Linked DNA regions of Mus musculus: all the other regions are linked to region 2. Evidence: chromatin loops called from intact Hi-C (ENCODE). Cell type or tissue: heart. All regions are shown on one strand.

The links. A loop is a pair of places that touch in the nucleus more often than their neighbours do. Peaks named below come from ENCODE experiments on the same cell type or tissue, not always from the same donor. Only the 100,000 strongest peaks of a DNase experiment are listed, where the experiment ranks them.
Region 1: it touches region 2 in a loop (5-fold over the local background); 8 of 42 quality-filtered maps call a loop at or near these places.
Region 3: it touches region 2 in a loop (5-fold over the local background); 6 of 42 quality-filtered maps call a loop at or near these places.

What each region holds. Positions count from the first base shown.
Region 1 is chr11:75,710,792-75,718,791 of GRCm38, forward strand. No RefSeq gene overlaps it. Among named protein-coding and RNA genes, the nearest start is that of Ywhae, 18 kb to the right of the region's middle. In heart, a CTCF peak has its summit at 3,344 (motif pointing right); no DNase peak of the experiment used is centred here; H3K4me3 peaks cover 429 bases.
Region 2 is chr11:75,963,454-75,971,453 of GRCm38, forward strand. It overlaps a transcript of Rph3al not described here. Among named protein-coding and RNA genes, the nearest start is that of 1700016K19Rik, 32 kb to the right of the region's middle. In heart, CTCF peaks have their summits at 3,233, 3,764 (motif pointing left) and 7,368 (motif pointing right); DNase peaks (open chromatin) are centred at 3,238 and 3,728; H3K4me3 peaks cover 1,841 bases; H3K27ac peaks cover 3,295 bases; H3K27me3 peaks cover 3,080 bases.
Region 3 is chr11:75,766,154-75,774,153 of GRCm38, forward strand. Doc2b (double C2, beta) reads right to left here. Exons shown (of 9, transcript NM_007873.3): 7 at 7,386-7,467; 8 at 6,370-6,466; 9 at 2,117-5,915. The coding sequence ends at 5,779. Among named protein-coding and RNA genes, the nearest start is that of Gm12339, 26 kb to the right of the region's middle. In heart, no CTCF peak of the experiment used is centred here; a DNase peak (open chromatin) is centred at 3,308; H3K4me3 peaks cover 612 bases; H3K27ac peaks cover 254 bases; H3K27me3 peaks cover 1,992 bases.

The sequences.
Region 1 (8,000 bases), 250 kb before region 2:
TAAAGTATATCTGAATAGGCAAATGTTGCTTGTTTCTAGCTATTTACTATTTTACTTTGAAAACATCTGCAATAGGCTAAATAAAAGCTTATTTTTGTAATAAACTAAACCTGTACATAACATGACCACGAGTTTGACTGACTACTATCTTGCAATTCTTAATTATCCTAAACAGTTTGTAATAGTAGTGTTCAAAAGAACTAGAGCTTTACATTTTAGATAGTTACATAGGTACAATACCTTAAAACAAAAGGTGAAACATGTAATATGTTGTACCAAAACTAACCTTAAATTTCTATCATAGAGCCGGGCGTGGTGGCGCATGCCAGGACTACACAGAGAAACCCTGTCTCGAAAAACAAAAAAAAAAAAAAAAAAAAAAAAAAAAAAAAAATCTATCGTACAAAAATCCATACCAATGTAAACTATTTGAGTCTAGTAGTTGTTTTTTAGTCTAAAAGTAGACTGAATAGAACTGGAGAGATGGCTCAGTGATTAAGAGCACTGACTGCTCTTCCAGAGGTCCTGAGTTCAATTCCCAGCAACCACTTGGTGGCTCACAACCATCTGTAATGGGATCTGATGCACTCTTCTGGTGTGTCTGAATACAGCTACAGTGTACTCAATTACATAAGTAAATCTTTTTTTGTTTGTTTGATTTTCGAGACAGGGTTTCTCTGTATGGCCCTGGCTGTCCTGGAACTCACTTTGTAGACCAGGCTGGCCTCAAACTCAGAAATCCACCTGCCTCTGCCTCCCAAGTGCTGGGATTAAAGGCGTGTGCCACCACAGTCCGGCATAGTAAATCCTTTTTTAAAAGTAGATTGAATAATCTACCCTTTCATCGCACCATCCCCATACCCCCCACCACACACACACACTTTCCTTATCATCCTCTCTTCCCCAACACTGGATAGGAGAAAAAGAAGGATAGAGGAAAGGAAAAGAAAAAGTGATGCCTGAGACAGATCTCCTTTACTTTGTTTCCTCCCTAGCCAAGATCATTAACAACTTATGACCAACCTCCCCAAACGACATCAGCAACTCAACCAACAACCCATAACCACCCACCCCACCTCTTGGGAATGGGGACTTCATTCTCTTAAGCCTGCTTACTACTGTCAGTGGTATCTTTTGGGAATCCTATGAAAATTGGGATAATGCCCAATCCTGGGAAAGCAAGCTGTATCATTTGCTGTCCAGTCTCTTGTGATGAAGACTTTCAGGGAGGGCTTAACTGAAGTCCTGGCTGGACAGTGTGTGAGGCTGGACCATCTTAACTAGCCATTTTGAGGTTTTCCTGGCTGTAAATTTTTTTTTTTAAAGACTTATTTATTTATTATATGTAAGTACACTGTAGCTGTCTTCAGACACTCCAGAAGAGGGCGTCAGATCTTGTTACAGATGGTTGTGAGCCACCATGTGGTTGCTGGGATTTGAACTCCAGACCTTCGGAAGAGCAGTCGGGTGCTCTTACCCACTGAGCCATCTCACCAGCCCCTGGCTGTAAATTTTTGAGGAAACAGCATGTGAGGCTGGATCACCTGAGCTACTTGTCTTCATTGGTGTCTCGTCCTTTTGCTCTGAAAGCAGAAGCTTTTAGATAATATACATCTCTGCATTAACACATGTATGGAATGTTCTTTGTGCACAAGTCAGCTAAAGATGGTTCAGATGAAAGGCATCAGACTTTGTAAGTCTGTACAGCCACACTTTAATATAAATCTCCATCTATGCCATATGGAGGGATGGCATGCAAGTCCTGATGACTGTCACCAAGAAAGTTTATTGGCCTTGTATAGACCTGCACGTCTCAGCAGTCTCAGGGCTGTCCCCGTGCAGAGGGAGCAGCATCCCCATCCATCCCTTGTTCATTCTTTTGGGTTTCTTCCTGTTTGCAGTCAAGATTTTCAGGAGGTCTCTTCCCACCCCAGTCTAATCTGATCTTTATTCATTTTGAAGGAGTCCACAGCTTTTCATTTTCTGTTGAAACAAAGGCATAAGCTCTCCCATAATGCAACACATTTCCTGACTTCCCAGTCTGAGGTTATAACATATATAGGCTGATTTAACGCAACAGTTCTTTCTAAAATCCAGAGTTTTTTTCAATAGCTGTGCTACCTGACTCATTGTCATTTAAAATTTTTGAAGTCAATAAAGTATTATTTAATCTGTCTCTGGTAGATCTCATATTCTGCTCTTGTTCTATGAGCATCTTCACGCTGTAGTTAGAACTTTTTTACAGTTGTCTCACCAGTAGGATTATAATATATATCTGTAATATGTTCTAAGCCACTGTCTTAGTCAGGGTTTCTTTTTTTTTTTTTTTTTTGGTTTTTCGAGACAGGGTTTCTCTGTATAGCCCTGGCTGTCCTGGACCAGCCTGTAGACCAGGCTGGCCTCGAACTCAGAAATCCGCCTGCCTCTGCCTCTCAAGTGCTGGGATTAAAGGCGTGTGCCACCATGCCTGGCTTCTTTTTCTTTTTTTCTTTTTCGAGGCAGGGTTTCTCTGTATAGCCCTGGATGTCCTGGAACTCACTTTGTGGACCAGGCTGGCCTCGAACTCAGAAATGAGCCTGCCTCTGCCTCCTGAGCGCTGGGATTAAAGCGTGTGCCACCACGCCCGGCTTTAGTCAGGGTTTGTATTCCTGGACAAAACATCATGACCAAGAAGCAAGTTGGGGAGGAAAGGGTTTATTCAGCTTACACTTTCATACTGCTGTTCATCACCAAGGAAGTCAGGACTGGAACTCAAGCAGGTCAGGAAGCAGGAGCTGATGCAGAGGCCACGGAGGGATGTTACTTACTGGCTTGCTTTGTTCAGCTTGCTTTCTTGTAGCACCTAAGACTTCCAGCCAAGGGATGGCACCACCCACAAGGGCCCCCCTTGATCACTAATTGAGAAAATGCCCCACAGCTGGATCTCATGGAGATCCCCCCCCCAACTGAAGCTCCTTTCTCTGTGATAGCCCCAGCTATGTCAAGTAGACACACAAAACCAGCCAGTACAACCACTATGTCTAAAAAAGTTGTTGTACTCTAATGGATACACATGCCAGGGCATCATCAGCTTCAATCTGCAAAGGAATCTACAAGATAGCTACCAACTCTAATAAATGTGCAATCTTAGAATCATCCTTTTTAGAGCTTTAGGTAAAAGCCTCTTGAAATCCTGAATAGGAATCAATTGTATGATGTAGTAACACATATACATACTTTAAGACTACAAACTGTACAAAATGAAATATATAAGCTATTGGATGACATTGCTCTAAGCTGGAATCATTAAACATAATCTATACTCTTACTTCAGAATATTGCATCTCTATGGGTTGCCATTCTGCATTCTTGTCACAAGGTGGCACCATAGGCTTTAGATTGGATTTATCAGCTGCTTTACTCTGATTTAAAGAAGCCTATAATTTCTGTTCCATGGCCTTTAATCTAGTAATCTATTCCTCAGTTCTTCCCTTATCTAAGTCTGCCTTATTCTTATTTTCTGAGAGGTTATAAAGAACTGTGATCAGCCGGGAGTGGTGGTGCACACTTTTAATCCCAGCACTCGGGAGGCAGAGGCAGGCGGATTTCTGAGTTCGAGGCCAGCCTGGTCTACAGAGTTAGTTCCAGGACAGCCAGGGCTACACAGAGAAACCCTGTCTCCAGAAAAACCAAATAAATACATACATACATACATACATACATACATACTAATAATAAAAAGAACTGTGATCATTACAGAATACAATTATTTGTATGCTTATAATCAAAACAAAATTATATGGGGTTCAGGTGCCCTCTCTCATTGTGTTTTCAATTTTTTAAAATTTTATTTATTTATTTTTGGTTTTTCGAGCCTGATCTACAGAGTGAGTTCCAGGACAGCCTCTGTCTACCAAGTGCTGGGATTAAAGGCGTGCACCATCATTGCCTGGCTAAGTTTTATTTTATATATGTGAGTATACTGTTGGTGTCTTCAGACACATCAAAAGAGGGTATCGGATTCCATTATATATAGTGGTTCACAACATGGGTGCTGGGAATTGAACTCAGAACCTCTCTCCAGCCCGTGTTTTCCATTTTGTTTTTGTTTTGTTTTGTTTGTTTGTCTCGAGACAGGGTTTCTCTGTATATCCCTGGCTGTCCTGGAACTCACTTTGTAGACCAGGCTGGCCTCGAACTCAGAAATTCGCCTGCCTCTGCCTCCCAAGTGCTGGGATCAAAGGCACGCGCCACCATGCCCGGGTACAAAACATCTTTATTTACTTGTTTCTCTTTCTCTTCCTTCGTAGACTTTGCTTTTTATATTCAAACTCAGCAATTCTATGACTGTATATTCAGTTTCTCTGGCATCCATGCATCTTTCAAAAGATGTCTATTGCTCTCTGACCTTCCTTTGGAGACTTTACTTTTTATTTTTAAACTACTTTTTATTTTTAAACTACATCGAATTTCTTCTTTCTTCAGCACCTAAGCACATTTTCAAGTATACTGTACCTGTTCAAAGGCATTCTTGGTCTGGACCTGACTTTCTGCATACCTGCAGCCATTCTCTGATCACGTGAGCCAAGCCTTAAGGGTCTAGCCCTACGGCCTCCACTACTGACGCGGAAGGGGCAGTCATTCACAGAGAGCATTCTTTTTTTTTTTTTTTTTTTATTTATTGTTATTTCTATGATTACACGTAGCTGACTTCAGAAACACACCAGAAGAGTGCATCAGATCCCATTACAGATGGTTGTGAGCCACCATGTGGTTGCTGAGACTTGAACTCAAGGCCTCTGGAAGAGCAGTTGGTGCTCTTAACCACTGAGCCATCTCTCCAGCCCCACAGGGAGCATTCTTAAGCCAGCCAGAGACACTGTGGCTCTGCCCTTTGTCCGGGAAGTGCTTGTTCCAGGGACACTGTCTCCTGCTCTGCAGTTTTTGCAACCTAACCCTGCTTTGGCTGCCCACTTGCTGCACAGCGGGGCATCTTAAAGGAGCCACACTGTGAGCACTGGCCTGCGAGACTGGGTCGCTAGGAAGCCACATCTGTTCTCCCGCCTTCCCAGGCGCTTTCACTTCTTTAACGCCTGGCTTGCCCAATGCCTAAGTTTGGATTTCTACCGCCGGAAAAAGTTCCGTCTGGAACTTTTCTCGGGCTCTAGCCTTGGATATACGTGCCCACACGTTGGACACCATTTATAACGTTTTTCTCTGAGGCGCCTATTAACCCATTTTTACTAATCTATGTTCGGCCACAGTAGGTCTTTCCTTTGTGTTCAGTCTCCACACCTGTTCTTTCCCCATGCCTGGTGGGTGAATTCTCTACACATCTGAGTCCTTCCCAGAGTCCTTCCCAGAGTTCCTTCCTCCATGTAAGTCTCTTCTACCCCCTCCTGTCTCCCTATTGGCTGTTCTGCTTTCTATTAATCCAATCAGAAAATGCCTTAAAAAAGCAAGGAAGGATAGAAATGTCTTACAAAAGTTTTCTCCCAACAGAAATTACTTAGTATATTCAAAATATTCAGGGTTGGAGAGGAGGCTAAGTGGTTTCACCTCACTGACTGCTCTTGCAGAGGACCTAGCTTCCATTCCCAGCACACACACAGCAGCTCAGAACTCTTGTAGTTCCAGGTACAGGGGACTTAATGGCCTCCTCCGGCCTCCTCATGCTATAGACACAGGATTCACAGGCAAACATATGTGCAGTATCTCTAATGTTGGCATGCTTTGATGTTGTAGGTCCTAAAGGCCGTGGCTCAGTAACAGGACATGCTACTTTCTAGGGATCCCAACTTTATAGTGAATCCCATCTATGTGACAGCTAAGGGCTTGATCATGTTAATGCCAAGGGGCATTGGTACAATTGACTTGAGCCAGGGCCCAAATGCTATCAAGAGTCATGTGTTATAGCAAAAAGAACACAACAAAAGGAATGGCATCTATTACCTGTTTTGCTCATTGTTTTTGTTTGTTGTTGTTTGTTTGTTTGAATGCAGTCTTGCTTTAGCCAGGGCTGGAGTTCAAGGGCTAAGCAGTGAGACCCGGGTTCAAAAAATGAATGGTGTGGGCTAGAGAGACGGCTCAGTGATTAAGAGCACTGACTATTCTTTTTTTTTTTTTTTTTTTTTTTTTTTTTTTTTTTTTGGTTTTCCGAGACAGGGTTTCTCTGTGTAGCCCTGGCTGTCCTAGAACTCACTTTGTAGACCAGGCTGGCCTCGAACTCAGAAATCCGCCTCTGGGATTAAAGGCGTGTGCCACCAGGCCCTGCTTGAGCACTGACTATTCTTGAGTTTTATTCCTAGCAACCACATGGTGGCTCACAACCATCTGTAATGTGGCTGAAGACAGCTATGGTGTACTCATATACATAAAATGAATACATAAATCATAAAAGCCCAAGAATGGCGTTTATAAGCCGTGTGGCAGTGAGGAGAGCCAGAACAGCTGCCTTAAGAAAGAAATCATAATTAGTTGTAAGAGAGCCTGAGTATTGTATTATCTTTTACATGTTCTTTTTTTGTTCAACATATTTCCTCAGCTGAATCTCTCTGAACAGTGAGCTTATGGGGGATGTTCCTCATTCAAACTACCACAGCCCTCCTTTCTCAGAGCCTCTCTCTCCCCTCCCATGGGCCCCCTTCCAGTTTTATAATCTCTCCCAACTCCTGCCTCCATATAAATACGTATGCCTTCAGATTAAAAGCTGGGATCCCACATATACAGAGAGAATATGCTGTATATGTCTTCCTCTGTGTGGGTCACTTCAATAACTTCTGGTTTCATGCATATTCCCGTAAACTTCATTTTTTTAAATGTGTGTGTGTATGTATAGTGTGAGTGAGTGTCGTGTGTGTGTATGTGTGTATGTGTGTGTAGATGCCTACATTGTCAGAAAAGGGTGTTTGGTCTCCTGGAGCTGAGGTTACAGGCAATTGTGATCTGCCTGACAGAGATGCTAGGAGCTGAACTCAGTTCCTCTGAAAGAGCAGTGCATTTTCCAAGCCACTGAGCCACTGCTCCAGCTCAAATTTAATTTTTCTTCATGATTGTATAAGATTCCATCGTACAGGTGTACCACATTTTCACATCCATGTATCTATTCATGGACACCTAGGTTGATTCCTCCTTGCTTAAAGAGTAGAGTGGCAATAAACATGAATATACAAGGATCTGTGTTGCCGAACAGTGGTGGTACACGCCTTTACTCCCAGCACTTGGGAGGCAGAGACAGGCAGATTTCAGAGTTTGAGGCCAGCCTGGTCTACAGAGTGAGTTACAGGACAGACAGGGCTACACAGAGAAACCCTGTCTTGTAAAACCAAAAAAACCCAAACAAAACAAAAACCAAAAACCAAAAACCAAAAAAAAAAAAAAAAACCAAAAAACAAAACAAAACCAACAAATATCTGTGTTAGCTAGATTCCTTAGAGCATATGCCAAACACTGACCAAACAGGGTCATGTTTACACTGCATGTTCTACACTGCAGTTTTCTATTTTTAGAATATCTGTGTGTCTGTCTGTCTGTCTATATGGCCAGGGTTTAACTGCATGGGCCTGGGTACCTTGGATTTTCTATGCCGACCAGGCTGGTCTCAAACTCAGAGATCTGCCTCTGACTGCCTCCCATATTCTGGGAATAAAAGTATGGGCCACCATAACTAGATATATTCTTTCAACTTTTGCTTCGTTTTGTGTCTGTGTGTGTGACGTGCGTGCCATGACATGCATATGGAACCAAAGGACAAGTTTGAAGTCAGCTCTCCTGTCATGTGTGTCCTGGGGCTCAAATTCATGTTATTTGGCAGCAGGCACCCAATTAACCACCCAAACACCCCAGTCGTATTTTCAGCAGTATGTTTAGAGATAAAACTTCCACATATTCACATATGTAGCCTAGGTTTTCCGTTAACTCCTGGCAACCTTGCTCCATCAACCTCCTGAATACTAAGATTACATGCGTGAGCTGCCATATCCAGCCAAACCAAAGGTCTCTCACGTATTAGAAATAATCTA
Region 2 (8,000 bases):
TTTCTTTTGTTTAAGTTTTTTATGACTTATTTATTTTTATATGCATTGATGTTTTGCCTGTGTGTGTGTGTGTGTGTGTGTGTGTGTGTATGCCACATCCTGGAACTGGATTTACAGACAGCTGTGAGCTCCCATATGGGTGCTGGAAATTGAACCAGGGACCTCTGGAAGAGCATCCAGTGCTTTTAACCGCTGAGCCGTCTCTCCACCCCCACCCACCTCTGGTCCATATTAATAGCTTGTGATCACTGCCCATGGCATCCTTGTCTTCCTCACACGTCTGCTGTGCCCTGTTCTGGGTGGTGTCCATGGACAAGGTCTATTGACAGCAGCTGAAGGAAACTGGCTTGCCCACCCCCAGAGTGCTTGCTGCACCTCTTTCCTGACAAGCATTCAAGACAGCATAGCTTTTACCCATGGAGCACTGGGTGTCACTCATAAATGTGACCTAAACCAGGGTCATCACCCTGGGGTCATGACTAATGGTGCGCCAACTGCCTGGCAACAACCTGCTGGGACACAAACAGTACCCAGAAGTCACTGGTTTGAAGAAACAAAAGAATTTAATATCTACACAAAAGGAAAGCGAAGCGGAATATTTCATTTCTTCAGGCAGCAAACACAGAAAAAGCCCCTCCGAGCACATAGTGCAGAGAGACCTAGGAGCAGGAGACTTGGGCCTCGCACTATCGGTTGCTATGGTAACAGGATTTCACAGCAGGAGCTCATTTTCCTCTGACAGTGGCCTGCAAAAGAAGGGAAGGAGGCCTCCTAAAGAAACTTATTTGAAGGCTCAAAAGGGGGACTGAAAGTGTCCCTCAGGGATGGGCACTTAGGGAACGCTGGAAGGGCAGACCGGAGGACCTCCACCCCCTCACCCCCACCCCGCAGAGCTCTTTACTCCACAGTTCTAAAGCCAGATCAGAAACAGCTTGTTTCCAGGGCCTCCCTGACTGATGTCACAACCTCTCGAGTCAAGCAAGGATCCTATTCCCCATCTGTCTGATCAAGTCCTTTCCCTAGAGTCCAGAAGAGTCCCACACCACCAGCATGCCCTGCACACCAGGGCCAAATACTGAGGGGACGCTGGAGATGTGGGACACATACACCTTCAGGGCAAACAACACATCTTTGTATGTAATGACAGCTTGCAGCCCGCAGGACTGAATTCCACCTCTGGTCTGCCCACCCGCACGCAGCTGTGTGAGTCAGACAGGTCCCTGGCCCTCTCTGAGCTTGCTTCCCAATGGGCAGAGTGGAGACAATAATCTTGATGTTTGCCTCTCTGAGTGCTTCAAGAACCTAAAAGCCAGTGAAGGCCTGAGCCCCTTGGAACTGCCCAACTCAGGACACGGAACGCCCACTCTTGGTTAAGAAGGCAACAGCAGAGAATGTTCAGCTTGGCATAGAACACGATGTAACCAAGCCATTCAGAGATCTAGTTTGAGCAGGGCTCCAGGCATGGGATGGGAAGTTCTCAGAAACTTGAGGGCAGTTCACTGAACACCTCCAGGATGTGCAGTATGGGGGGGGGGTACTGAGAGGCTGCCATCAGGCATACCATCAGCATGACAGCTGTGGCTAAGGATGCAGAGTTAGGAAAGGGATCCTGGATCAGTGGGATTCTAGGCAGGAGGATCAAGCTTTCTTAGGCAACAGCACCTGAGCCAAGTAGTACAGGGAGGGACAAGAGTGACTGACCCTGAGGGGGAAGAGAGAAGATTCAGGATTGGAAACCAGTGTGAACATAGCCCGGGACTGAAAGGCCGAGAACCCAGCAGAGGAGCTGACCCCGAAAGGCCTGAGGAAAACCGGAGACTCTAAGGATTTCTTAGGGGTCAATTATTTGGTCAAGAGCTGCTCCTTCTAGAGGTGACATGTCAGATTGTATGCTGCAGCAGGAGTCTGATTCTAGCCTACACTGTTCCAGGTCAGGGCCAGCCGGTTCCAGGGGGGAAAGGCCAGACCCCTCAGAGGCAAATGTAGTCTGATAGAATGAGAAGGGCTCCTGACTGAGACACCCGTCCAGACTCAGACTATCTTTGAGTGACTACGGGGCACCCCAAAGAAAGCCTGGACAGGAGTAGCACGAGGTAGTGTGACCCAAGACCACTGCGTGAGAAGCCATAAACTGGGCCTAGAAAGTAGAAGCAAGAAAAGAGGGGCTGAGAAAGGAACAACTGGGGAAGAACAAAAGGGAGGGAGGCCTGGCTAGAAATAAAGACCACCGGTAGGGAAGGCTGCAAAATAGACGTCCCCCTCCCCAGAACTCCCCCTCCGCGATGGGTAGGGAGTGGGTATAGGAGGGAGCGAGAGAGGCTCACTGGAAAGCCAGTTAGCCTCTGCTGAGTGGCAGGACAGCAGTCTGGGCTGCAGGGTTAAGGAAGAGGACAGCAGCAGGTGCAGAGCACTTGTGGGAAATGTGGCGGTGAGCAAAGCTTACAGATCACCTCATGTTCCTGCTTTTTTCAGTTGGGAGCCAAGTGGCCCTCGGAGGCAGCGATGGAAGGAGCAATCTCTTAGGGTGGGGGCGAGACAGAGCCTGAACTATAGGGGCCGGCTTCTCCAAGAGGCTTTCGCCTTGCTCTGGGGCCTCAGGAATGCCCCTTTCCCTCCCCTGCCCTCTGCTGCCCCGAGGATCAAAGCTTGCCGGCTGCACAACCCGACTGACAGCTACTTTTCCCCTGGACCCCACTGGCTCAAGTCTCACTGAGATCCGGTTTCCACTTTCAGCATCCCCCAACCTTTCCCCCAAGGGAACCGCTAAGGTTTATCAGACACACAGGTGGAAAATCAGGTCGCTTTGCCCTGCTCCACCTCGGAATTCGCAGACGGCCGGAGACCCCTGGGAGCAGGCAGGGAGGGTCGCCATCCTGAGCTCTCGGCGGCGCCCCGAGTGGATTGAAACACTTCCCCAAAGCTGTCTGGCCGCGGGGAGGGGTCTTCCAGGGGCAGAACCGGCTGACTCGGAGGACACCCTCCACCCTGCACCTGCACACCCAAGGGCTCCACGTGCTTTCGAGTTCCCACTCCTGAACGCCAGCCAGTCCTTTTGAGCCGAGCGCCCAAGGCCAAGGACACCCCACACACAAACGCCAGAAACCGAAAACATTGGATCCTGCCCACCCTACCCCGGCCGGACACTGAGGGACCGGGACGGGACGCTGGCCACCACCTGCAGGCCCCTCCCGCCGCCCGCGCGCGCTCGCTGGGCTCCGCACTTGTTGACTCACTCGCGGGCGCGCTCGCCCCAGCGCCGCCTGCCGTCCGCACCTCCCGCGCCCCTCCCCCACCGGCCGCCCGCGCCCCGCGCCACTCCGCGCCCGGGACACACCCGGAGCCGCGCGAGGTACACCCTCCGCTCCGGGCTGTAGGCTAAATCCCGGAGTAAGAGCGCGCCGGCGGAGCGGACCGCGGCGCTGTCCCGGGACAGCTCTCCTGCAGCCCGGAGTCTCCGGCAACGGAGAGAGATAGAGGGCGGGCAAACCTAGGAGGGCAGCTGGGCACCAGGCCCTGCCCGCGCCCCAACGGTGCTCAGGAACGGTCCCCACCCCAGGTTCCAACATCTACAGGATCTGAGCCCTAGCTCCCGGACCATCGCGTGCACGCGTTCTGGCCCCCATCTTGGAGCCAAACACACACACACCGGGGCCCCGAGAGACTGGGCCCCAGAAAGGGGGGTGGCCCCACTTTAGCTACACTTACCTGGGGCTTCGCCCCGTCCGGGCGCGCTCCCTGGCTGCCCTCTGGCGGCCACCTCAGGTACCGGGCGCGCGCCCCGCCCCGGTCCGCCCCTCTCTGACCTGGGACCTGTTCCTGCCAACTGAAGAGCTCTGGCCCGAGGCCATCTGATAGGCGCCATCCCCCTTTAGATGGCTCATCTTGGCACGGAGTGGATCTCGAGGGCTCCTTTTAGTTACAGATAACGAACAGCTCCGTCTTTTCTTTAAGGAGCTTCAAGCCTCTTCTTAGCAACCCCAGGAGGCAAAAGATAGGGCTTCTGGAAACCTAACACTAGCTGGTGCTCAATGTGTGTTTGTGGAATAAATGACTGGAGGAGGCGAATGGATGCTACAGTCTGCAAAGGAAGCAGCCGCCCAGAGCCTAAGCTCTTGTCTGCTTTGTCTTGACTGCCAGTTCAAAATGAATCAAGTTGTATTCATTTCCAGCCGCTGTACGCCTGAATGGTGCATATGCATCCAAGCGGAGTGGAGACATTTCTCCAGCCCCTCAGACTAAATGTTTAAGGAAAAAAAAAAAAAATCCTGAGATGGCCTTAGACATCAGTAGCCAGGTGAAAAGCCTGGGATTCCTGGTTGTCATATTAACTCAGCAGCCCCGATTAGTCCCTAGGTCATATCGACTTTCATCTGGACTCTGATCTTCCCCTATGGAAAATGCGATCTTGTGTGAATCTGTGCGACCTGCCAGGAAACTTCCTGTAGTACAGAGATGTTGCATGGCTGCCCTAGCCACTAGGAACAAGAGACTGGATGTGTTACTTCGTTTAATTTGACTTAATATAAACTGCCACTCTGTATCAGGCAGTGAAGCCTGAGCTTCTGTCTTCTCTTCAGGAGGGAGAGAAGAATGAGAACCGAATGCGGGGGAAGCCCCTAACAGCTGGCTCATTGTAAGGGTCAATAGTGGGAGTTAGTAACCGTCATCGCCTCCATCCTGTCATTTCCCCTCATCCTCAGATCTCAAGGATTCAGGGCTACCTGTCCACCCACAAGCTCCCTTTTAGGAGTCCCTCATAGTACATCATGCATAGCCTGTTACAGTGCACTAGTTTCTGGGATGCCCAGCCTCTCTTTGGAAAATGGGCCATGAGAAATTGATTGATTACCCCCATTGCCTTGCTTTAATTTAGTCAGCGCTTTAGCCTGCAAAGGTTTTCCTCCTCCAACAAGCAAGGCTTCTAGTGGGCGCTGGTGGTACTTCAAACTGGTACTTGGGTTATACTAAGGAGCGATCTCTTGCCAGTTTCCTTAAAGTTTTATTTCCTAGGTATCTCATGTGGCCTCCCCCAACCCCCACCATCACAGCAATACAACCAGCCTTATACAACCAACTGTTCTTGTTTAGCTTTTACCTGGGGGCATCTTGTATATGAGAGGAGACACAGCCTAGGCCTCCAGTCCTGCTCCTGTGTGAAATGGCCCCATCCTCACTGGTGATTCTCACGTGCCCACTAAATGGGAAGGGGGACATACTTCCACATATGTCTGTCTGTCTGTCTGTCTATCTGTGGCTGTAAGAGAAGAGGGTCCACGAATGTGAATATATTCACCATCTTAGGCCAATCACCAGCTGCATGGGCTCTTGTTCCAAGGTTCTTTTATCCTTGTTAACTTTTCTTCCATGTTATAGGGGAACCTCTTCCACATCCACTTGGCAAAATTCACACTGGCCTCATCCTTTTCGCTCTTTGATCCAAGCAAACTTTTCTTTCTTAGAATGGATTACAGATGGGGTCAGAGTGTAGCTCAGTGCTCAGAGTGCCCTTTGTCTCTAACTTGAGGGAAGAAACAAAAACCAGGGCACGGTGTCCTAGCTATTCGGCAGATCAAGGCCGGAGGATCACAAGTCCAAGGCCATCGATGTCCTCCTGGACAAAATGGACAATAGAGCAAAGACCTTGTCAAAACAAGACAAAAGAAGACCACAGGTCCATTTTAAAGATCCCGTATCCCTGGCTGGCCTCAAGCTCTGTATGTAGCAGAGGCCGCTCTTGAACCTTAGGCCTCTCTCTTCCACCTTCTCAGACTGAGATTTCAGGCCTGTGCCAGCAAGGGTTTATGCAGTGCTTGGAATCAGAGACATCGTCTGTGTGTGCTAAGCAAGCACCTTACCAACTGAGTCCCATCCCCAGCTTCTCCTTGCCAGCTGCAGGCCCACCTGTCCTCTAAAGAAGGCAGACTCTTCATTCACTGTCAACACAGTGCCATTGTTCTGCAACAGAGAGTAATTATGTTGAGGTACCGGGGACTCAGGTGAACAAACTGGAAGGGCTTCTGCTTCCCAAGAGCTTTTACAGCAGAGATGAGAATGGACTCGGATGCATAAGGGAGCAGTGGTGTCTGGCTAGCGAGGACACTCCTTCCTCATCACAACTCTGACTGGAACCTCCCAGTGAGATGGATAGATGATAAGGACCTTTGCCAAGACTCCCTAAGAGACCAAGCTGGTCCTTGGACCTTATCTCCCCACCCCACCGCCACTGCCAATGAGAGCTGCCATCTGAGCTCCTTGGGAGGGAGTTATGAGCAAACAGATTCTTCTAGGCCATCCAGGATGCCTGGAAGGGCATCTCCCTGGCAGAATGTCATTAGAACTGGCATCCCTGTAGAAGCAGAGTTATGGGGAGGTGATGTTTTTTGAGACTTTGGCCTCTATTCTGAAGCTTAGGACAGGCACAGAGGTAGAGCAGGGCCACTGGGCCACCACACTGTTGTCATTTTCAGCAAGGGCTATTCTGTTCATCACGGGTTGTTTAGCAGCCTCCCTAGCCTTTTGTACTAAGTAGTAGTATAAACTCACTTCTGCCACTCGGGTTATGACAAGAGAAAGTGCCTCCAAACATTGTTAAATGTCCTCTGGAAGTCACCTTCCTCTCACACCAATACCCCTCCTCCCAGTGAGAACCAAGAGCCACTTTCCAGCCTAGCAGATTATGAAAGGGAAGGGAATCCAGCTTGCAGTAGCAAGGCAGAGCAGTGTGGGAGAGGGCAGGACTATCTCCACGAGACGTGCCCAAAGGCCAAGAGAGATCTGCATACAACAGCTGAGGTCCAGCAGTCAAGAAGGATCCCCAGGTCAAGAAGGTACCTGCGGTCCAGGAACCCCAGCCTGTAGAGGTTGAGGGTGACCTCTCTAGGCAAGTGCTCAGAAGGAGTCAAACAGCTGTCTCAGACCATCAGGGGCTCCTGGAGAGGCCCCCAAATCTTAAATCTGTAGGACACATATGATGAAGGAAAGGAAAGCTCCCTCCTCTTTACTGTGAAGGAGGCAAATGGAGCCGGGGAAGACAGTGGGGTTTAGAGTTACAGGTCTGATGGATTAAAATGGGGGGGGGGGCGTCCACGTCAAACCCAGAACCTGTGACTGTGACCTGTTTAGTTGGAGAGAGAGAGAGAGAGAGAGAGAGAGAGAGAGAGAGAGAGAGAGAGAGAGAGAACACAATTGTGGTAGTGCAATGCCTTTGATCTCAGCACTTGGGAGGAAGAGGCTGGCAGACCTCTGAGTTTGAGGACAGCCAAAGTTACACAGAAAAACCCTGTCTTTCTTTTTTAAAAAGATTGATTGATTGATTGATTGATTGATTGATTGATTATATAGCAATCTACCTGCGTGTATGCCAGCAGACCAGAAGAGGGCACCAGATCTCACTATAGATGGTTGTGAGCCACCATGAGGTTGCTGGAAAATGAACTCGACCTCTGGAAAGGCAACCAGAACTCTTAACCTCTGAGCCATCTGTCCAGCCCCCTGAGAAACTCTGTCTTAAAAAAAAAAAAGTCGAGGCTGGAGACCTGGTTCAGTGGACTGCATCTTCCAATGGACCCAGGTTCAAATCCCAGCACCCACCTGGCAGCTCACAACTGTCTGTGGTGACTCCCAGATCTGACAGACTCACATAGACAATACATGCAGGCAAAATACCAATGCACATAAAATAAAGGTAAATAATTAAAAAAAAAAAGTCATAGCAGACCTTAAGTTAAGTATTTCACAGTAAGATATCCTCAATATCTAATAGGCTCTAAACCCCACAAGAAGGATCACATGTGAGGGTCATGCATGTGAAGATAGACACAGACATTCAAGGAATAAAGACACACAAAAGAGGACTACCTGGTGCCACTAAGAGCTGGGAGGAGCCAGGATAGTGGCTCATGCCTGCAACCTCAGCATGGAGGAGAGCTGCCATGGAGTTCAAGGTCACTCAGGGACAGAGTAAAACCCTTCTCAAAAAATGAGGGATGGTGGGGGCTGGA
Region 3 (8,000 bases), 200 kb before region 2:
ATGAAGGTGCTGCAGTAAATAAGATACTGGTGGGTGCTGAGGTGTTTGTGGGTAGAATAGCATGGTGTATTTGTAAATATCCCGAGTCAGAAAACATTCCTTTTGCAATGCTGGGGTTGGAGATGTCTATTAGAAAGCAGTTAGCAGTTGACTTTTTCTAAAAGTACCACACTGCTGTAATCTGGGGTAGGCCATGATTGTTATGCAAGGTCCAGTCACACAGGCTAGCTAACTGAGGCGCTATCCTGCCTCAGCTTTCCAAGCTGCTAGGATCAGAGGCATGCACATGGCCAGACTCTAGTTTTATCTCTAGCACAGGCTACCATGTGAAATAATGCTTTTTGTGAATTCCTTTCTCATCAGATTGATAGAAGACAGTTGCCTTCAGTGTCATAAAGGGGTTTCCGATGATTGAGTGCTTTATATCTAACATAAAGTTTCCAGATAGTTAAGGCCAATATCAGACTCATAAGACATTGACCATTTGGAAAGCCACTCGGGAAACGCAGTTATTCATAGTGTTACTGTACCAAACACTAGCTGATTGGTGGACTTGATCCAGGTAGTGGACGTAGGGCTGGAAGGGATAATGGTCCAGTGAGTAAGAGCACACTACAGTGGACTTGTTCCCAGAACTCAGTTGAGACGTTCCCCATTGCCTGTAACTCCAGTTCTAGCAGAGTTGACACCTGGCCTCCACAAGTACCAGCAAACACGAGTATATATTCAGGCAAAAAAATTTTTTTTAAATAGTGAAGCTAAAAAAACCCAAAACAAGAAATTCTGACATGCAGGTGAGTTCAAGGTCAGCCAGGTCAGCATATGAGTTCCAGGACAGACAGGGCTACACATACAAACCCTGTCTTAAAAAAGCAAAAACAATGAATTAGAAATATTTAAAAACAAAAAAACCCTTTGGCCATCCAGCCTTAGAGCCTGATGCTGAGTTCATCCTTACTGTGAAGTAATACCTAATTCTGATTTGTTGTGAGGTTGGGTCTCATATTACTCAGGCTGGCCTGGGAATTCAGCCCAGGAGGGCTTTCAAGTTCCTCCATCTCCCGGGTGCTGGGAGGACAGGTGTGTCCTTGAGGACAAAACCTGGAGCCTATTTACTGAGAAGTGTTGTACCAACTGAGCTTTTACTCTAAGCCTGGCCATACAGGTGTCACTGTCACAAAGTTGGCTTCTCCAGAATGGACTTCTGTGTAGCCAGCAAACCTAAGTAATAAACAATGACTCTTGTTTTTGTTTTCCGGAGACAGGGTTTTTCTTCTTAGCCCTGGCTGATCTGAGGCCAGTTGGCTGGCCTCAGCCTCGGAGGTCTGCCTGCCTCTGTCTTCCAAGTGCAGAGTATTAAGTGTTTTTCCTGCGTGTTACTATGTCTGTGCAACAGGTATGTAAGCAAGTGTTCCTCCCTGAAGAATCTGATCCCTTCGGACTGAAGTTACAGGCAGTTGTGAGCTGCCATGTAGTTAAACAGAAGTCAGGTCTTGTGTAAGAACAATAGTTCTCTAAACTGCAACACATCTCCACCCAGTGCTTCATGAGCATATCCAAGTAAATTTGATACTGAAAAAACAAAACAACAACAAAAAAAACCCAACCTGTCTAGAGCTTCAGGAAGTACGGATCAAGAGTCGAAGGCCCGCCTGTAACCATGAGGTCATGGAGAAATCTGCTAAAGTCAAGAGGGGGCTTTTCAGAGTTTTAGAGCTGCTAAAAGCAGGAAAGGCTGTGAAGGTGATTAGCCCTTGCAAGGACAGTTGGTACTCCATTGCAAGGAGTCCCTGTCCCCTGAAGTGTGGGCTGATTTAGTAGCATCCCCAGAACATTTGGGTTCAGTAAAAAATAAATTTACATTTGAAATATTTTATGTGCCCTGGTGTTTTGTCAGTACTCGGCTTTCATTCCTTGCCCATCCCACTTAGCCACACTGGGCTCCTTGAGGTTCTTGACCATACCAAGCCTGCCCCTGTTCCAAGAGGCCACATCTGTTCCCTCCACCTAGAACATAACCTCAAGTATTCCATCCCAGTGCCCTCTCTGGCCTCCTCTAACTCATGTCTGTCCGTGGAGAAATCTGCCCCAGGTCAGCACTAATCCTGTACAAGCATTTTAACTCATTATTTTAACATTTTATTGTGTGTATAAGTGAGGGACAGGGAGGGAAATAGAGGGAGGTTGAGATACTGAGCGTGCAAGCTGGTTCAATTGTGTGGAGGTCAGAGGATAACTTTACACCTTAAAGCTTGATACAGGGACGATCTTATTTTTGGGTGTTTATTCTAGGTTAGTTGGCAGGAAGGCTCTGGGCAACTCCCCAATCCCCACTTCCCATATGGTCCCTGGGATTGCTGGGATTATTAATGTCACATCACATCCTGATTTGGGTGTGTGTGGGTGTGTGTTTGAAATGGTTTGCGTAGCCTTGGCTGTTCAACTTGTAGACCAGGCTGGTTTCAAACTCAGATCTGCCTGTCTCTTGAGTGCTGGAACTTATGGCCTTGGCCTCCACCACCTGCATATCCTGAATTTTTTGTTTGTTGGCTGTCCTGGAACTGGGTATGTAGACCAGGCTGGCCTCGGTCTGCCTCTGTCTCCCAAGTGCTGGGATTATAAAGGTGTGGGCCACACCAGAAAGTCTTGCCTTTTTGTCTTCCAGGGATCACGCTTAATCCTGAGGCTTGTGTGGCAGGTGCATCTGATCAGCCTCACATATTCAAACTTCTGAGCCTGTTTTTCCATAAGTAACCTAGGAGCCTGTTTCAAATGGAGAGTTGTAAATGAGAGGCAGGAGGATCATCACAAGTTGGATGCTAGACTGGTTTACAAATGCATTTCAAAAAACAAAAGTAAACGCCACATATAAGCCCCAGTTGTCTTTCGCTTGTTCCCCCCAGATCTTCCAAGGAGTTTCCCAAGCTAGTGCGACCTCAGTACGACGTTCTCATTTACTTTGATTATATATCGTTATAAATATTAACAAATAAGACTTAAAAAGGACACCTTTGGGAAGGTCAGACAAGATTACAAAAATTGTTTCGTGGCGCTGCAGTTTGAGGATGTATTCTGCAGTCGTCACGTGGCAGCAAAACTGTAAGCAGTGCACGAGTCCGTGTCGAGGACAGCCAGAGTCCATGCATCGGGAGATTCACTTGGCTGGAGAAGGACGGAGGGCAGGACGCTTGGCCCGAGCTCGGCGGGCGGGCGGGCGGGCGGGCGGGCCACGGAGGTGCAGTTCCTCATTTTTGCCACTAGAGGTCAGGAGGTCACTGACTCTGGGTTGGAAGACGGGACTGTTCAGGGATTGGCTAACGGTGGTGGAGGGCGGGGCAGAGACCAGGACGCGAGGTGGATGATGGGCATCAAGAGAGGCCCTGGTTACTGACAGTACTTTGGAATGACCTTTGTTTTTGGTATCAAATTTCCTCTTTGCAACGCTGATGAGCCAGAAGGAAGATACTCGTTTGGAATGAAAGACTGAACTGATTCTGAAACTTCTCAAAGGACCTTTTCCCTTTAGTAGAGATGTAATGTACTGGGGATTTAGAAACGTTCCAGGATCCGGGAAAGTTCCATCACTTTTTAGTGGCCATCACTTTTTAGGTGGCTAGAAGCCCTGCTTCCCACCCTGCCTGTCCCTGGGATTGGCAAGGATCATCATTGAGTCCCAAACCCACTTACTGCCTGGTGCAACAGGGATCCAGGTTTCTTGTCCACCTGAGCCACCTGTTCTTTTGATGAGCTTCAGTCACCTCAGGTATAATAAACATTTAGGTATAATAAACATTTCTGTATCGTCGGGGGGTTTCTAAACTCCTCTCTGAACAAAGCACCCCAAAAGGCAAAATCTGAGTTACTCAGAGCTCAACCAGGTGCACTTAAATATCTGCTCCTGTTTCTAGCTGTATGGGGAAAACATCAGGCCGGTCCCCCAAGTTCCTTGACCTCAGGCTGGGGGTGGGACAGCTGAGTTCCAGGGCTTGGCTGTAGCCTTTGGCAAATCCTAAATGGCACAAATGATTTCAAAGCCAGCTAGAGGGTGAGGTGGCTGACAATAACAAGACTTCTCTGTAAGAGACCTCACTAAGCCCCATTAACTCCGGAGAGAGGGACCTGAGAGTCCTTGTCCTCAGATAGTCAAAAGGCTTGGAGTTTTTGCTTCAGCCCTTCACACCGTGGTGGCCCTGGAAGTTTATCAACAACTCTGGAGCCATCTCATTTATAAAATGGGTTGACCATGCCTCCCACCACACAGGATGGTGAAGATTCAATAAGAAGGCGTTTGCCAATTCAGTAACAGGCGACACCTTTTAAAGAGGGAAACCCAGTCTCTTACAAGCAACAGGTGGCTTGGTGCTGTGGAGAGCTAGAGACCTATTTTCCCTGCCAACTAGGGAAGGCTGGTGAGCACTGTGGATTGGAATCATGTTCTGGGACCCCGAGTTCTTATTTCAGCTGTAGGAGGGTTCTAGGCTTAGGGCAGGACCCCAGTGTCTTATCACTCAGTGATGGATTGAGGAAAATGGGGCTCTGAGATGATGGTGGAACTCCTTGGTTCCCTGTTCCCCCTGTGCTCCTGAATCCCAGTTGGCAGGAGGCAGTTGGGAGCTTCAAGACTGACCAGTGTCCTACCCTTTCCTAGAAACTGAGGCCAGAGTTCTCAGCTCCTGAGGGCAGAACCCCCATCCCTCCACCTTCCCCCAAACAAGGCTTTCTATTTTCCACTGCTGGTCCTGACTGTCTTGATAGGGCCAGGATGCCATAGGTAGCCGTGAAGGACCTAACACCAGCTTGAGCTGAGGGGATGAAGAAGGGAGGGACAGGTGGGCAGGAGGGATGCTTGCTTCTTTCCACATTAGTAGGATCCCTTTCTCATTCCCCTGAAGCTGACTGGGAATTTACGCTGAGAACAGGAGCAGTGTGCATTGAGACCCCTTGGGAGCAAGATCAAATGGGAGAGCTTGGGTTTGAACATTGTTTCCCAAGTGCTTGTACACATCCCTAAGCCTAGCTCCTGCCTAAAAGCCCAATGCTGCCCTAGCGCAACCCTAGGCCCCCATGGCTCCCTGTCCCCTGGTACCCTCTTTCAGGCCTCCTCTTTTCTGTATTTGGTTTTCTCCTAGCTTTCAAGCCACAGCTGGGTTTTCAAGACTGTGCTGAGCCCTGACTCTCATGGGATGCCTTCCTTGCCCTCCACCCTTCAGCAGTCAGCAGTACCCACAGCCCCTGCAGACAACTGGCTGGTTCTGGTATGCTGCACCCCTTTGTAGCAATATGTGCACCCAGATGCCCTGCTAGAGTGGGAATCCCCGTCCCAGAGGCTCACGGAGTCTATCTGCCCATCAATGCACAAGCAAGTTGGAAGCTCTGGCTGGCTACATTGTCTGTCCTGGAGTCCTGGGCTCTGCCTGCCCATTGTCCTCCCTGTAGTCTCCAGGCAGCCAGAGTACCCCCATTTCTGGGCTTGCAGCAGGGCTCCACCCCTCACCTCCAATAGGTCCTCACTGTAGATAGCCCTTCCTCTGGATGGAGCTGAGGCTGAGGATTCCCCCAGCTCTGGCCAGCTTGGATGCCCAGGGAGCTGGAACAGGTATCATGTTGTGTTTTCCTGTCCCTCTGAGGGAGGCTGGGTGCTCTTGGCCTCCTAGCAGGGGCTGCACTGTCTATGTCCGAGCAGACAACTTGGATCTTGCCCTTGGCGGCAGCTGAGAAAGCCCAGGGTTGGACCTGTGTGGGCCGGGTGGCAAGGGTGGGTGGCAGCAGATGGGACAGTCAGTCGCTGAGTACAGCCCCTGGGAGCTCATTGGTGAGCGTGTGCCAACGCTCAATCCTCTTGTCCTTGTTCTTCAAGCAGTCAAACCAGTGCTTCAGGCGCTCGCCCTTGGCGTTGATGCCCAGAACCACACCACCTGCGGAAGAGATCAGAGGGGCAGCTAGGGATTTCAGTGCCCCCAGCGTCCAGACCCATTTGTGTGTGGACAGCCCCTAGCTTCCAGCCACACCCTTCCCACTTGACCCAGTGTTTGATGTCATGTTTCTCCTCTACCAGGGACCAGAACAGTGTGGGGCAGGGTTCAATGGTACATAGTAGGGAGTGAAAAGGGGGAGGAAGGGCTACAGTGGCCCATTGTGTACCAATGTCATGCCCACAGAAACTTGTGGTCCCATGGGCTCTGAGTGCTGACCCACTCGGGAGTTGACCATCATTCTATGTCACCACAGATGCTGTGAGGTCTCCCCTCCCTGGGCCTCTCTTCTGTCACATGATTATAGTTTGGAGAGTGCCTGAGATCCCATTCACTAGGGGTAAAGTGGTTCTTGGACAGGCACACAGCTAAGTGGCCTTCCCTTCATGTACCTTACCGATGAAATCATTGGATTTTCCAATGTCATAATCCCAGACAGTGACCTCCAGAGTCTTTTTGGCCAGGTCTCCATGCTTGATCTCGTAACAGAATTCCTGCTGGCCAGAAGAGGGTGTTAAAGCCAAGGCCACTTGGCTGAGAGGTCTGTCATGTGCTCAAGCCTCAAGGTGGTCAATGTGGGGGTCACTCTAACCAAGCTGCCCACTTCTTCCCAAAGGGAGGCTGAGCAGGCCCCTGCCTCCACCCTCGTGCCCTTCTGTCTCCCTCAAGCTGCTCCCAGATGCTGCAGAGACCCTGGCTGCGATGAACTGTCTTAGTGAAGAGTCTTTGCCATCCTCTGGGGCTGGCCTTGCTTCCCAAGCACCTGCTGTCACCTCTGCCTGTGAATCCATGGCCGTGAATCAGGCCCCAGGCGTTCTGCTCTTCTTCCAACTTATTCAGTGGAAGACCCCCCAGGTCTGTGACCCACCCTCTGCTCTGAGGACCTGGGCACCCACTGTCCTGTTCTGCCAGTGGCCCTAGCGGGTATGCCTTCACTTCAGGACTTCTCATCTACAAGTTCATGTTTGAGACCTGTGCAATTGAGTTACAAACAGAAATTGCAAAATTGTCCCGTAGTAAGCTTATGGTATTGGGTTCACTGTGTCCAGAGTCATCTTGACACGCCTGCTGGGGTGTCTTGAGTCTCCACAGCCTACCTAGCATGTCTCCTCATTCTCTCCACATCTTTCTTCCCAACCCTGTCATCTAGAAGGTCACTCACACGCTGCTGAACATCCTCTCTTTCCACCCCTACCTGATTCAATATCAACCTTCTTAGTCCCACGAGCTTCCCTATTGCCAAGTAGACTTGGTAGAGCCTTACCTACCATGGCTGAGGCAACTGTTCCCTACCCTCTCTTACCGCTTCCCAGTTCCCCACAGTACCCTTTTGAAGACCAAGCCCCTCCAGACCCCCACCCAGCCCAGGCTAGCCCCACAGCTCTCATGAAGCCCAGTGGAGCCTGGCCATACCTCATTGAATTCTGGGTTTAGTGTTTTCTTCTTCACTGCTGTCTTATGCTTGGATTTCTTGTCTACATCTGGCTTCAGATATCTGGAATGATAATTGGGGACAATCAGAGGCTAGGCGAGCTGTGAGCTGCAGATGGTGCTAGCAGAAGCTATGGGGCTCTACCCTGGAGATGCGTCCCTGGTCACCTTTGTCCTAACCTGGAGACCCTGGCTTGCCCACATGTGGGGAACGCTGAGGCGCCTGCAGGGTTCCCCAGGCGTACCTGCGCCCCAGAAGAGAATGTTTCTATGCTTTGGAAATAGGATCTTTACAAATCTCGTGCCTCCCATAGGATAGCCAGTTTTATAAACCAGAGTTTGTCCCTTGTTCAGGAATTGTCATTGTCATTGTTTTTGTTTTTTGTTTTTTTTTTGGGGGGGGAGGGGGATTGGAGTTATTACAGTGCTGGATACTGAACCCAAAATCTCACACATGCAAGGCAAATGCTCTAAAAACTGACTTTAGCCCCAGTCCCACGAGCTAAGAGCTTACACACACACACACACACACACACACACACACACACACACACACACACACCCTAGATTTATTAAGAACTCACACACCATAAAATC